Linked DNA regions of Homo sapiens: region 1 is linked to region 2. Evidence: read pairs that join two places in POLR2A ChIA-PET (ENCODE). Cell type or tissue: Panc1. All regions are shown on one strand. Each heading gives the region's core, and the rest is flanking DNA. Links, peaks and the distances in the headings are about the cores only.

The links. Peaks named below come from ENCODE experiments on the same cell type or tissue, not always from the same donor. Only the 100,000 strongest peaks of a DNase experiment are listed, where the experiment ranks them.
Region 1: POLR2A ChIA-PET joins it to region 2 with 6 read pairs; 5 of 35 experiments call an interaction of 5 or more read pairs at or near these places.

The regions. Positions count from the first base shown.
Region 1 is chr12:123,543,635-123,546,544 of GRCh38, reverse strand. No RefSeq gene overlaps it. Among named protein-coding and RNA genes, the nearest start is that of MIR3908, 8.7 kb to the right of the region's middle. In Panc1, for the core only: no CTCF peak of the experiment used is centred there; no DNase peak of the experiment used is centred there.
Region 2 is chr12:123,617,558-123,620,467 of GRCh38, reverse strand. DDX55 (DEAD-box helicase 55) reads right to left here. Exons shown (of 14, transcript NM_020936.3): 11 at 2,596-2,710; 12 at 1,631-1,799; 13 at 744-1,036; 14 at 1-504. The coding sequence ends at 328. It overlaps LOC105370041 (a long non-coding RNA gene), which reads left to right and starts at 2,706. Exons shown (of 3, transcript XR_945475.3): 1 at 2,706-2,910. EIF2B1 (eukaryotic translation initiation factor 2B subunit alpha) reads left to right here. Exons shown (of 9, transcript NM_001414.4): 9 at 1-62. In Panc1, for the core only: a CTCF peak has its summit at 1,799 (motif pointing right); a DNase peak (open chromatin) is centred at 1,795.

The DNA of each region.
Region 1 (2,910 bases), core at 191-2,690, 74 kb after region 2:
TTCTGATTCTGTCTTCAAATTCCTTTCCCTTGGTTCCCCAGCCTGCCCCATCCAATCCAGCCCCAGCCTGCTGACTCACACACACACAGAGCCTATTCTGCCCCTGGGCCTCACCCACAGACTTAGCAGCCTCTTTTCTCCCCTCTGCACCTCCAATCCCTCTCCTCCAGGAAGCCATTCCTGATTATGCCACATAGTTTGGCTTAAAGTTGGATACAAATAAAATAAAAATAAAAAACCAATAAAGTTGGATACAGTATTCACATGTATGACTATTGTTTATGTGTTACCTTTGGGGAGAATAAAAAGATGGGTTTTGCCTGGCAACAACTTATGTTCACTGTATATCATTGTATATCCTTCTATGATATTTGCTTTTTTAAGCAGGGACAGTAAGTCATCATTAACATCATCGATAGGTTTTTGGAAACTGCAATTTTAAGTAAAACGATGTGTAACAAAACAAATTTTACCATAGGCTAATTGATATAAACAAGGGTTGAGTTCCTAGGCATATTTCTGGTCACAAAATCATCACTTAACTTCTAAATCAAGAAACAAAACACTTACAATATTAAACATTGAAATAGATTAGGTGTGATGGCTGATGCCTGTAATCCCAACACTTTGGGAGGCCAAGGCAGGAGGATAACTTGAGGCCAGTTTAAGACCAGCCTGGGCAACATAGGAAGATCCTGCCTCTACAGAAAATAAAAAAATTAGCCAGGTATGGTGGCACGTGCCTGTGGTCCCAGCTACTTGGGAGGCTGAAATGGGAGGACTGCTTGAGCCCAGGAGTTGGAGGCTGCTGTGAGCTATAGTCATATCACTGCACTGCAGCCTGGGTGACAGAGAAAGACCCTGTCTCAAAAACAAATAAACAAACAAACAAGACAAACAAAAAAACAGAGTACCCAGAGAAAACCCACAGAGACAAGGGGAGAACGTGCAAACTCCACACAGACAATGGCCCCAGCTGGGGATCGATTTTTTTTCTCACCAATGTTATAAGAAAACAATGTTGAATGAAACAACGCCATTTGAGGACTTAGTGTATATGTTTTACCTTAAAACTTTTTTTTTTTTTTTCCCCGAGACAGAATTTCCCTTTGTTGCCCAGGCTGGAGTGCAGTGGCGCCGTCTCGGCTCACTGCAACCTCCACCTTCCCAGTTTAACAGATTCTCCTGCCTCAGCCTCCCAAGTAGCTGGGATTACAGGCGCCCACCATCACACCCGGCTAATTTTTGTAGTTTTTAGTAGAGACGGGGTTTCACCATGTTGGCCAGGCTCGTCTCCAACTCCTGACCTCAGGTGATCCACCCACCTCGGCCTCCTAAAGTGCTGTGATTACAGGCGTGAGCCACCGCGCCCGGCCAAAACATTTTTTTAAGATAGTTTTGAAGTCAGAGAGTCTTCCAGGATTTCATGAGGATTAAATAAATTTAAATGGACAAATGCTTAGAATGGAGCCTGGTACATATAAGAGCTATCCAAGCAGGGATTTGGAAATTAGCCAGGTGGGATGGCTCACGCCTATAAACCCAGCACTTTGGGAGGCCAAGGTAAGAGGATCCCTTGAGCCCAGGAGTTCGAGATGAGCCTTGACAACATAGCAAGACCCCCATCTCTACAAAAATATTTAAAAATAAATAAATCAAAAGGAAACCAGGTTGTGCTAATGTAGTAGCTAAAAGATGTTCATCGACTTGGGCAAGTTACTTAACTTCTCCGGGCCTCTGCAGCTTCCTTTTCTGTAAGTGGGATAATAAAACCTAAAGCATCGGATTTATTTATAAAGTACCTAAGACAGTCCTTGAAATAAACCTGAAATAAACATTCAATAAATAGTTACAATTATTATCCCTATACTATAAACTCTTCAAAAAGAATTTTGGGGTCGGGCGCAGTGGCTCACATCTGTAACCTCAGCACTTTAGGAGGCCGAGGCAGGCGTATCACTTGAGGTCAAGAGTTTGAGACCAGCCAGGCCAACATGTCTCCACTAAAAATACAAAAACTAGTTGGGTGTGGTGGCATGAGCCTGTAGTCCCAGCTACTTGGGAGGCTGAGACAGAAGAATTGCTGGAACCCGGGAGGCGGAGATTGCAGTGAGCCGAGATCACGCCACTGCACTCCAGCCTGGGAAACCCAGCAAGACTCCCTTTCCAAAAAAAAAAAAAAAAGAAAGAGAAATGAATTGTAGGCCGGGCGCAGTGCTTCATGCCTGTTATCCCAGCACTTTGGGAGGCCAAAGTGGAAGGATCGCTTGAGGCCAGGAGTTCAAGACCACCCTGGGAAACACAGGGAGATCCTATCTCTACAAAAAGAATTTTTAATTAAACAAAAAAATTAGCCTAATGTAGTGGCATACACTAGTAGTCCTAGCTACTCCTGAGGCGGAGGCAGGAGGATCACTTCAGCCCAGGAGTTCGAGGCTGCAGTTAGCCATGATCACACCACTGCACTCCCCACCAAAAAAGGAATTGTGTTCTTGCATTAGTCAGTGTCCAGGCAGGAATAAGAAAGCATATTCAAAATGAGATTATTTGCAAAGAATTTAATAAGGAGACTGTTTTAGTAGTGTGCTGGTAAACTAGTAAAGTGGAGTGCGGGGGCTGTGATTTGTAGCACTTGCCAGTTGCCATGGTTTACCAACCTCCAGCACTTTCCAACTCTTTCACTGCAGAGTTGGGTAGGGTTGCAAACAAGAGGCTCTCACAACTTGGTACAAGCCAGCTCCAGCACACCACTGGGACTCTGTACAGAGGTGTGAGAGAGTGTAGGGGAGCCAAAAGGGGTGGTGCAATACCTTGGAGGTAGCAACAGCTGGGAGCTGTTACTTGGTGGCTCAGGCCTGTAATCCCAGGACCAGGGACTGAAGAGACAGAACCTGAGACAGAGAGAAGGGT
Region 2 (2,910 bases), core at 285-2,784:
TGTTTTGTTGTTTTTAATGAGAGGGTCTCGCTGTGTTCCCAGGCTGGTCTTGAACTCCTGGGCTCAAGTGATCCTCCTGCCTCAGCCTCCCAAAGTGCTGGGATTATAGGCAGGAGCCACCGCACCCGGCCAAGACTGGAATGTTTTTAGTAAAATATTCTGAAGTGTGAAATCCTTCATTTCTCCCTCATCTGAAAGGACAGCTTTCAGAGACATCATTCTTTTCAGATGTCTCCTGAAGTTGTGATTTTCGTTAAAAGCAAACTGGAGCCATCCACCAAGTTAGGGAACAGCTATGTCCTTGTGGGTTCATCTGTGGCACTGGAATCAGCAGTCATCTTCCAAATCTGAGATCCCTAAATCCACTGTCTTGATTGTTCTTTTGCCAGTTGTCAACAAGCCCTTCTCAAATTCTTCTTCAGTTATTTTGCCTTTCTTAAGTTTTTTCAAGAGTCTTGTGTCATTAAGAAGTTCTTCCATGTCCTCATCTTCAATATCAGAACCCTAAGTGCAGAAGAAACCAATAAACTACTAAATTTTTCAGCAATAGTGTTGTAGTGAAACCAGCAGTTTTAACTCAAGAACTATAAGCTCTCAGATTGGCTTCTGCAAATAGAGCAAATTCCCCACCCTGGTCGCCAACGTAACAGAAATCTGACAGCCCCACACAATTCCTATTTAAAGAACTACTACAATAAATTTGTTCAAGATTCTAAGTTAATGTAAGTAAAAGTAAACTTTACCTCTTCCCTTTTCCTTTTCTCATTCATTTTTTTCTTCTTTTCTTTTTTGGCCTTCTGCTTTGACCAAGCTTTATTTTTTATGAATTTTCTTCTCCCTTCATTTTCTGTTTTCTCTCTTCTTTGTTGCTCCAGGAGTTTCTGCCTCTGCTTTTCTCTGATTTTATCTTTAAATGGAATCGTGTCGGTATTAACGTCCACGGGCACAAAATCTGGAAACTGCTTTCCTCTCAATTCTGGCATCTTGGGCATCCTCAGCAGGGCAAAACCTCGAGCAAGGCTGGCAAAATCAAGATCTGATTCAATCAGAAGATCAGAGTTAGCGCACTCAACAGGATTAGAACAATCAGTAATGGCTTACAATATAATTTTTTTCTAACCAAAGGGTTTAATGCATTCATTTTAGTTAGAATGAAAATAATTGAGGCCGGGTGCAGTGGCTCACGCCTGTAATCCCAGCACTTTGCGAGGCCGAGGTGGGCGGATCACGAGGTCAGGAGATCGAGACCATCCTGGCTAACACGGTGAAACCCCGTCTCTACTAAAAAATACAAAAAATTAGCTGGGCGTGGTGGCGGGCGCCTGTAGTCCCAGCTACTCGGGAGGCTGAGACAGGAGAATGGCGTGAACCTGGGAGGCAGAGCTTACAGTGAGCCGAGATCGCGCCACTGCGCTCCAGGCTGGGTGACAAAGCGCGACTCTGTCTCAAAAATTAAAAAAATTACATTTTTACAAAGTTAAAAGGAATACTCAGCAGCCAGTGGCCAGTTTATTCTGTGTCTACTCAAAACCTGGGAACACTTCCTTTTATGAGACAAAGCAATCTCATACTTGTAAGACCACCACATAGTTAAGATGGAGACATTATCACATGAAGAAGTCCAACTTACCCTTTAATCTGAAAATCAGGTTGCATTCATGCTTTGCATAAGCTTGGACATATGACACAAAAGCTTTCATGCCCTTTTCAAACACAGCTCTGTCAGCCAGGGCCATGGACTTGAGTTTTGGCAGAAGGTCCGCTGTGTTTCTCTGGGGCTTCATCTCCTGCAGGGGGCACTACACACACACACATACCACATTCTCACCTTCCCTGGCTGGCATCATATCCCCAGGGCTCCCCATCACAACCAAGAAAAACAAAAGCGAAACAATTCCTTTTCAACTGTTGAGGTCTGAAGCCCAACTCCAACCCAAATATTTCACATGCTCTGTAAAGTATGTTAAATTTTTAAAAGAAAATTTAAAAATCAGATTTCACATGACAATCCTAATCTGGTAGCAAAGTATGGCAACACTGGGTCTCTATTCACAAGAAGTAACCCTTGCCTGGGTCCCAGCAGGGCATGCTACCACACAGGAGACTTGGTCACTCCATGACCGAGGTGCCTCCACAGCCTTAAAGCCCACCAGGGTGGCCGGGCACGGTGGCTCACGCCTGTCATCCCAGCACTTTGGGAGGCCGAGGTGGGCGGATCACCTGAGGTCGGGAGTTCAAGACCAGCCTGACCAACATGGAGAAACCCCATCTCTACTAAAAATACAAAATTAGCTGGGGTGGCGCATGCCTGTAATCCCAGCTACTTGGGAGGCTGAGGCAGGAGAATCCATTGAACCCGGGAGGTGGAGGTTGCGGTGAACCGAGATAGTGCCATTGCACTCCAGCCTGGGCAACAAGAGTGAAACTCCGTCTCAAAAAAAAAAAAAAAAAACCCCACCAGGGCCCCCCACTGCCACCACCAGCCCAGCCCCAGTGAGTTTGCAATTCGTAATTTCAATTGCTGACCACATGCTGGAGAACTTTTCCAGCTACCCCGTCACTAGGCATTCTATCTGAAAACGGACGGCAGCTTACTTTTTGGTTAATTGCAAGGAAATTGATGTATGACTCTTCCATGGGCAGGAGGAACACCAGAGCGCTGCCCCCGTGGCCAATGCGAGCTGTGCGACCGCAGCGATGCACGAAGGCACTGTGAGAACACAGGGTGGAAATGGGTACCCAGGTGATGACAGCTGAACAGAGCTCAGGCTCCAGCCACATGGCTGCTGCAGCTAAAACGCTCTGGGGAGCCTCTAGCCTCCACAGCTCAGTGTGGACTCGGCCACTTACTAGTGTGAGAAATAGAACTGGCAATTAAACCAACACTGCAAACAGATACGATTCTGTAAG